2 separate regions of the Homo sapiens genome follow, and region 2 is linked to region 1. A link is a loop called in an ENCODE intact Hi-C map of the cell type or tissue named here. Cell type or tissue: endothelial cell of umbilical vein. All regions are shown on one strand. Each heading gives the region's core, and the rest is flanking DNA. Links, peaks and the distances in the headings are about the cores only.

Region 1 (4,400 bases), core at 234-4,233:
AAATACTGGCTTGATCTTTCACTTGTGGGAATTCAAATATTTGAAGTAATACTCTCCTAGTTTCAATGAGCTTATAAAGAAGGTTGAATAAAGAATCAAAAATTCTGTATCTGAAATTTAAAAAACAACAATAGCAAAATGCTACAGCAAAGACATGGTGTAGCATAGTAGAAAAAGCACTAGATGGCCGGGCATGGTGGCTCATGCCTGTAGTCCCAGCACTTCGGGAGGCCAAGGCAGGTGAATCACGAGGTCAGGAGTTCGAGACCAGCCTGGCCAACACAGTGAAATCCTGTCTCTACTAAAAATACAAAAAATAGCTGGATGTGGTGGTGTGCACCTGTAATCCCAGCTACTCGGGAGGCTGAGGCAGAAGAATTGCTTGAACCCATGAGGCGGAGGTTGCAGTGAGCAGAGATCATACTACTGCACTCAAGCCTAGTGACAGAGTGAGACTCTGTCTCGGAAGAAAAAAAAAAGAAAAGAAAAGAAAAGAAAAGAAAAAGCACTGAATTTTAAGTTCGAAGCCCAGGGTTAAAATACTGGCTCCATCCATGTGACCTTGACCAAATTGCTTTATGTTTCTGAGCCCAGATAGCCTCAGTTATAAATGATAGGTTTGTTATGTGAGTAAGGCCCAACATAGGCCTCAACAATTGTTAGTAATGTAGGAATCTGGAAGTTATAATTGAGGCAGACATGCATGGACATCGTATAAGTGAAAAGGAAGTGAAATCTAGAAAATGTGAGTCAAAATGATGAAAATGTAAAGATTATGGGAAGAGATGACAGTGACTAGAGAATACCATTTTTTATTTTCTAATGTTATTGATGAAGTTGGTATTCATTACAACACCACTGATTCACTTGGGATTGAAAAGTGATGCCATCTGCCTTGCCGGGGAATCAAGTCATAACTCATTACTGTTAGAATGAGATCATTAAGATGACACATTGCCAACATAAGGAACACTGTCACAAAGCTCTGGGAAAATAAGCAGTTTAGGAAGGGAGTCTCCGTTGATAGGAATGGTTGAGTGATTATAATATTGTGGCTCAAGCTTTATCCCAAACCCCGCACCAGACATTGGCTGAGGAAAATAAGAAGGGGAAAAGTTGTATCTAAGGGAAAAGACAGAAGCACTTTACCTTAAGTGACCTGCTATTTACAACCTATGTGCTAGACAACTTATCATCATCTTTGGCTAAACTCTTTTCTATGTTTGAGGAATTCCCTACTTTCTGAGGTTTGGGAGGAGGCAGAATCTCCTGGGAGGGGATGACAGAGCCAGGTCCTCCCTCTTGAGGACCCTAACAGCAGAGAATAATCTCTGGCCTCATCCAGTTCTTTGTTGCCCAGGCAGGACTTGAACTCCTCAGCTCAAGCAATCCTCCTGCCTCAGCCTCTGCAGTAGCTGGCACTACAAGTGCATACTACCACCCCTGGCTATTTTGTTTCATTTTTTTGTTAACATTTCAAATTGACGCATAAGTGTGCATATTTATGGGGTACATAGTGATGTTTTCATATACACAATGTATAGTGATCAAGGGTAATGAGCATTGGGTTTTGATTGAATGTAACTTGCAAGAGAGTGAGTGGCAGGATTTGAGCACAAAATGAAGTAGAGCATGCAAATGTAAGTGCTTTGCAAATTGTAGAGTGCTAGAAAAAAATGTTGATTCTTTTTAATTTTCTCCCTTCCAGGGTTATTTACAGACTAAATGAGACAGTGTATATCTAACATTGCTTTGTGGATGCTATCAAGTGCTGGCAAATGTGTGGGAGAATGAATGGAAAACTTCATCAATTTCTAGGATAGTAAATTGGTGCTGCTATTTTGGAGAGCAATTTGTCAGCCTTCAGGGGAAACTGAATATGCACATCCTCTAAGACCCAGCAGTTTCACTTCAAAGAAAATTTCTTATATGCACAGAGACTTGTACAAGGATATTTATCACAGCACTGTTTGTAATAACAAAGGGCTGGAAATAAACCAAATGGCCAATGATAAGAATTGATAAATGTGGTAAATGCCTAAAATAGAATGTCACACAGCAGTTAAAAAATCATTTATTCACTAATTAAGCAAAGGACAAAAAGCCTCAACAGAAAAAAAAAGACAAAAGCCTTGAATAGTCACTTTGCCAAATGTTCAATACACGTACAAAAACATGGGCAAGTTCATTGGTTGTCAAGGAAGTTCGAATTAAAGCCACATTTTGCAGGTACAACACTGGCACAAGTTTAAGTCTGATGATACCAAGTCTTGGAGAAGGTTGAAGCTACTGGAAAACCTGCCCTCTGCTGGTGGGAGTGCAAATTGCTCCAAGCTCTTTGGACAATAATTTGGCATCCTCTAGTGAAGTTGAAGATGTGTGTGCTTGAGACTCAGCAATTCCCCTTTGTGACATCAGGATGCTCCCGCACATATGCTTAAGAACATTCATGCCAGCTTTGTTTATATAACAAAAACGTGGAAATAACCCAAATGTCTGAGGATGGGGAATGGACAAATAATGGTTCATAGTTATGAAAATGAATACACAACAGCTACAAGCATCTACTGGAATGAATCTCACATGCATTGTGTTGTAGAAGAATATGTATAATTCCATTTATGTAAAGTTTAAAAGCATGCACAACTAAATGATATGTTATTTATGAGTATATGACATATATGATAAAGGCAAAGAATAAATAAAGTAAGGAAAGGTAAGACAATAAGAGTTTGTGATACTGGTTACCTATTATGGGGAAGGATGTTGGGGACAGGTGGGACACCTTGGGGATTATCTGATACTGGCAATCTGACAGGTGGTAGGTCACCAGGTGTTCTTATTAACTTCAATACTCTATATATCCTAACACTGGTAAATCTCAAGTATGTAATACTGAATGAAAAAAAATCAAAAGTCAAATAGTACAGTCCTATTTGTGAAGAAAAACTAACCCACGTGAATAAAGTATTGTTAGGGATGCCTCTCTATGTAAATAAAGCCGTACAGGGCAGCTACATGTTAAATTCGTTGGCGTGTGCACATACAGTGGAATGATAATGGGATTAGGGACTGAGTGAAGGGGAGGGCAGTACATAACATTTCAAAATGGTAAACATGAAAATGGGGCTGTTTGTGAACTCCTGATGCTTGTGTGCCATGAACTGACTTGAGGTGGTTAAATTAAGCAATTCGCTCTCTTTCCATGCATGTGATATCCCAAAGGGAAAGAAAGGTTGCTTTGCAAATTAGAATAATCAAAATCAAGTATGAACCATTAAACATGTTTTGCTTGCTGGTAGATTAAGGATCACACTGGATATACAGTAGAAAATAAAGCTATTTGCTAATGTGCCTTGAATCTTTAGTCAAAAATCTGTCATGAACTGAGACACATGCTGAATTTCCTTCTTTTCTCCTCTTTTAAAATAAATAATAAGTTATAAGGGATCTTTGGGTTGATTTAAAATGACCACCAGCCATTATTACAGCACATCTAAGCTACTGACGTGGCCTCTTTGCTGTTTACACCGACTTATAGCTGTTCTAGACCCAACTCTATCCTTTTTAGGCTGGTCAAAAATTCAACACCAATATCTTCATTCTAGAGAACTTTAACTACATAATGGCAAAAATGATAAGGCAGAAAACTGAAAACAAAGCAATACAAAATCCTATAATAATTGAAAAGAAAAAAATAAAAATGTCCTTATTTTCAGAAGATATGTATCTAGAAAATCCCAGTGAATTAATTGGAATGGAACTAATAAGACAATTCATTCAATGAGATGGCCAGGCAGAAAATGAAGATAGAAATATCAAAGACTTCCCTATGTGTATGTGCATACCTTAGTTAGAAAGCATGATGGGGGAAAAGCACCATTCATAAAAGTCACCCTTTCTGGGGTGCTGGGTTCAAGGTCTCTCATGGAAACAATCCCATTTACTTTTGGCCTCTCGCCCCATCACCCTGGGCTGCACCCTGTCCAAAGGGCTCTGTGGGGACAAATGCCATGGCACCTCCTCTGCTGGCCTTGACACATGTTTCTTTTTACAACACTTAAGATCTGCAGCCCTGCCTGTGACACAGAAAGCTTTAACATTCTCCCATTCAAGGCAGTGCCAGCTCCTCAGAATCATCTCCAATCACATCACCAATTCAGAAGGCTCTGTGTTTGTATCGCTAAAGAGCCCATTTGGCTGGTTTTCCCAGAAAAATGGAACAGTCTCCTCAAATGGACTACTGAAATCGTTTCCTCCTGTCAAACTGAAATGGCTTACTTAGAGTTCTCAAATAACTGACTTCTTTTTACATTGTTAGCTTTGATGTTTCAAAAAGCAACAGTTCTGAGCAAACTTCTCTATAATGGTAAAAACTCTGAAGTCATGGCTTCTGGGGC
Region 2 (4,400 bases), core at 83-4,082, 58 kb after region 1:
CTCACTCACTGTCCTGGTAGCTGCAGCGGTTGCCTTACTGAGATTATTTTATGACAAGCTGGGTGATCAGTGGCACTTCCTTTACACGTGTCCAAATAACAAATCATCTCTCCCACCCTGCTGTGTAGTGCAAGATACCAGAATTTCAATCAAGTGGGCACACAGGCAACTACAAAGGCATGCACATGTTCATTCATTCATCATTCATCACGTAGCAATTCAATAAGTGTTTGCTGTGCACCTAGTACATGCCAGGTACTGATTAGGTCAGGAGAATGTGATAATGAGGAGAAAACACAGTGCCTTCCCTATGGGGCCTACAGCATAGTAAGGGAGAAATATGCATCTGCATCAAATAATTGTACAGTGAACACTAAAGTGGAAGAAAGGAGAGGCATACAGTATCAGAGAGTGTGCAATGGGAGATCAGATTTAAGCAGAAGTGATAAGGAAGGCTTTCCAGGGAAGCAGTGCTTGAAGGGAATCTGAAGGCTGAGGTTGGCTTACTTGGTTCAAGGTGAGAGAAGAACATTCCAGAAAGATGGATCAGCAAGTTCAAAGGCCCTGAGGTGAGAAGGGGCACCCATGTACCAGGAACTGAGCAAAGGCCAGTGTGGCAGTGAGTGAGGGGTGAACAAGTCAAGGTGGGTCTGAGAGGGCAGGGAGTATTGTACAGGCTATGCAGGGTCTGGTAGGCATTGCCAGAAATTCCTGTTACACTTATTCCCATACCAAGGGGAAACTCTTACAGGGTTTCAAGAGCGAGTCCTTTAAGAACGAGTGTTTGTGAATCTGTGTTTTAAATGCAATTGATTTCCATTTTGCAAGGACCTCTCTGGCTACGGTGTAGGTGGGGCAGGAATGGAAATGGGAGAGCAGCAGGGAACCCGGGAGAGATGGGGGAAATGGGATGGAGATGGTAGTGGGAATAATTGGATCTTTGGAAGCAATTCAAAAGATGACATTGACAAGATGTAGTTTTAGATTTAGAAAGGTAGTGGAGAGGTTCAGGGTACAGGATGACGCTTAAGTTCCTAACTTGATGCCAGGATGGACAGTGGGGTCATTTGCTGAGATAAGAAAACTGCACAAGAGCTGGTGGGCAGGGGAGATGGGTTGGAGGTAGGGCATGGAGAACCCTGAACCCTTCGTCACAGCACTCTCTGGGCCTTGCCTGTATGTGTCCTGTGGCCACTCCACACAAAGGAAGAACCTGCTTCTGAACTTTGTGCCACCAGCACCTCTGGGAACAAGCTTTCAGATTTCTCCTCAATACCACTAAATTGTTGCATTTTTGGTACTTGTCAGGAAACTCAATTCAACCTCTGAAAGAAATGCAGTTTCATCGAGACCAAATCTAAGAGTCAAGTTCACTCTCCTTTCAGTAATAAATGACAATACCAAGAGCCCCTGCTGTTGGAGGGCCACTGTGCTAGGTGTTTAACATTGGCAACCCTACCTAAGCTTGGTTCCAATTCTGACTACCAGCAAGCACTGTGCCTAGTTCTGGTTCAGTGGTCAAGGAATTAATTTATCAAACAGACATTACTCACCAGAGACCTATTGACCTATTGTGCTGTGCTAGGCCCTTGAAGTATAAAGACAAATAGGACATGGCCCTGTCCTCAGAGTGGGGAGAATGAGTCAGTGCTGTGTTGTTATTATGCCAAGAGTAGGTACCAGGGGCTTTGTTTCCTCACAAGGGAAGGGGGAAGGGAGTTGGCTTGAAGTGGTCCCTATTCATTTTCATGAGCACCTGACATGAGGCGTGCTGACTCTACTCTGCTGCAACCAGTTAGAAGCTCACACCACTGTCCTTAAATCATCCATGTCTCTCTTCCAGAAACTTCAATAGCACCTACCATGTGCTGGCATTCACTCATACAGGCTACAGTTCCTAGCTTGAAGAGACGCCCTGGCAGGGAAGATGGGCATACCAAGGCCTAGCTATAGGCAGAAGGAAGTAATACAAGGAGTGGGGTCTGGATTATAGAGGAAGATGAATTAACCTTCCCACCCCAAGGGAGGATTGGGGCAGGCTTTTTGGAAGAGGTGGCATTTGCTTTGGGGATGGCTTGAGGGATGAATAAAGAGTTCAGGGCCGGGCGCGGTGGCTCACGCCTGTAATCCCAGCACTTTGGGAGGCCGAGGCGGGCGGATCACGAGGTCAGGAGATCGAGACCATCCCGGCTAAAATGGTGAAACCCCGTCTCTACTAAAAATACAAAAAATTAGCCGGGCGTAGTGGCGGGCGCCTGTAGTCCCAGCTACTTGGGAGGCTGAGGCGGGAGAATGGCGTGAACCCGGGAGGCGGAGCTTGCAGTGAGCCGAGATCCCGCCACTGCACTCCAGCCTGGGCGACAGAGCGAGACTCCGTCTCAAAAAAAAAAAAAAAAAAAGAGTTCAGGAGGTAGAGTGCATGAGGGAATAACATTCTGGGTTTAGAAATAAAAGTCAAAAAGCAGGGTATGTTGGGGGAAGGGTAAATAGCCAGGGGGTGCTGGAATGCAAGGCATATGATGGGGAAGTAGTGAAGAAGAGGCAGAAATGAGAAAGGGATGGGTACTGGAGGGCCTCCATGCTAAGGAGTTTGGATTTGATTCTGCAAATGACCAGAGCTGTGACGTATATCCTAGGAAGGGTGTGGCAGGATGGTTCCCATAATTTAGAAAAATGACTCAGGTCACTTGGTGTTAAGGTGAAGAATGGGTTGGGAAGGTGAGAGTTTAGAGGCAAGTTTCCAGATTTAGGCAGCTGTTATGGGTTGAATTGTGTCTCCCTGAAAATATATGGTGAAGTCCTAACCCCCGGTACCTGTGAATGTGACCTTATTTGGAAATAAATTCTTTGAAGATGTATTCAAGCCAAAATGAAGTCTTTGGGGTGGGCTCTAATCCAGTATGACCGGCGTCTTTAGAAAAAGAGAGAAATGTGGACACAGGTGCACACAGGGATAATGCAATGTGATGATAATGGAGGCAGAGATGGGAGCTATACAGCTGCAAGCCAAGGAATGCCCAGGCTTGCCTTGACACCAGAAGCCAGGAGAGAGGTTAGGAACAGATTCTCCCCTGAAGCCTTCCAGAGAATATAGCTCTGCTGACACCTTGTTTTCAGGCTTCTGGCCTCCAGAACTATGAGATAATTCATTTTGGTTTTTGAGGCCACCTAGTTTTTGGTAATTTGTTATAGCAGCCATAGGAAGCAAACACAGCAGCTTTCAGTATTTCTTGGAAACCAGCTAGCACGGGACTCACATTTAGAGTATTAGCAGAGATGGTACTCTCCAACCATAAGGAGAATTCAACACTCAAACTTTCTTGGTCAAAGGAAGCCGTGAGGACCTTCATCAGCCCAGGCAAGTCCTGACAAGCCATGCTGCTGCTGCTGGTGAAGCCGTGATCACCTGTTGCCTCAACAGACAAAACGGAGTTGCTCTTAGGAGAATGATTGGGCAGGAAGGAGCAGCCAGTCATGAGAGAGCCATACTGCCCACCGAGACCCACTTCACAGCTGGGATGCCACCAATAATTGTAATGGAAAAGGCAACGTTATGATATACTCCAGATGCTTTTGAGAACTTTAGAGCCTGACAAACAAATTTGAGTAGGATTTACCATTTGTCTTGCATGGAGAGGATGCTGATGTGGTGAGAAGGAAGCTTCTTCTCCTATCTTTGGGTTAAGTGGCTGCCTCCTCTTGTCACTGACTGCAGTGACAGGTTAAAAATGAAAGTAAGAAACTCACTCCATAATTAATGCAAATCAGAGCAACAAAGTAATGCCATTGTTCACCCATCAAGTTGGAAACAATTAAATTAACTGTTGTTGGGACAGGGTAGGGAGGTGGTATTTGGCAGTCAACCTCCTAATGTCAGTGGGAGTAGAAATGTTTGTAACCACGTAGGAGGGTAATTTGGTCATGTCTGTCAAAATGTTTAATGCATAGACATGTAGGCAAAGGAGTTACCCTGCTAGGAATTTACCCTATGTTTATATTTGCAAAACTTTGCTAATTTATATGTGTAAGGATACTCATTGCAGCACTGTTTACAATAGCAAAAATAAAAAAATTTAAAAACTGCAAACAAGCTAAACATTTTTAGTAGGAGAATAGAGAGTTTAGTTATGCACATCTATACAATGGATTACTAAAATTAATTGGGATATTTATTCTAAGATAATTATATTACTGGTTGGAGTACAAATCAGTACAACCACTTTGGAAAAAAAATGCATACCATATAACCCAGCAGATCCACTGCTATGTGTAAACACCACAGATATGCATATATATAATCACCAAAAGACATTATAAAAATGTTCCTAACTGCTGTAGAGTATTTATATTAGCCCAAACTGGAAACAATCCAAATATCCAAACATCATAGATTGGATCAA

The links. Peaks named below come from ENCODE experiments on the same cell type or tissue, not always from the same donor. Only the 100,000 strongest peaks of a DNase experiment are listed, where the experiment ranks them.
Region 2: it touches region 1 in a loop (2.6-fold over the local background); 1 of 110 quality-filtered maps calls a loop at or near these places.

The regions. Positions count from the first base shown.
Region 1 is chr10:120,334,813-120,339,212 of GRCh38, forward strand. LOC105378515 (a long non-coding RNA gene) reads left to right here. Exons shown (of 8, transcript XR_001747606.1): 8 at 1,709-2,725. Among named protein-coding and RNA genes, the nearest start is that of PLPP4, 120 kb to the right of the region's middle. In endothelial cell of umbilical vein, for the core only: a CTCF peak has its summit at 2,311 (motif pointing left); a DNase peak (open chromatin) is centred at 2,319.
Region 2 is chr10:120,393,011-120,397,410 of GRCh38, forward strand. No RefSeq gene overlaps it. Among named protein-coding and RNA genes, the nearest start is that of PLPP4, 62 kb to the right of the region's middle. RefSeq lists an enhancer at 3,495-4,004. In endothelial cell of umbilical vein, for the core only: no CTCF peak of the experiment used is centred there; a DNase peak (open chromatin) is centred at 1,631; H3K27ac peaks cover 965 bases.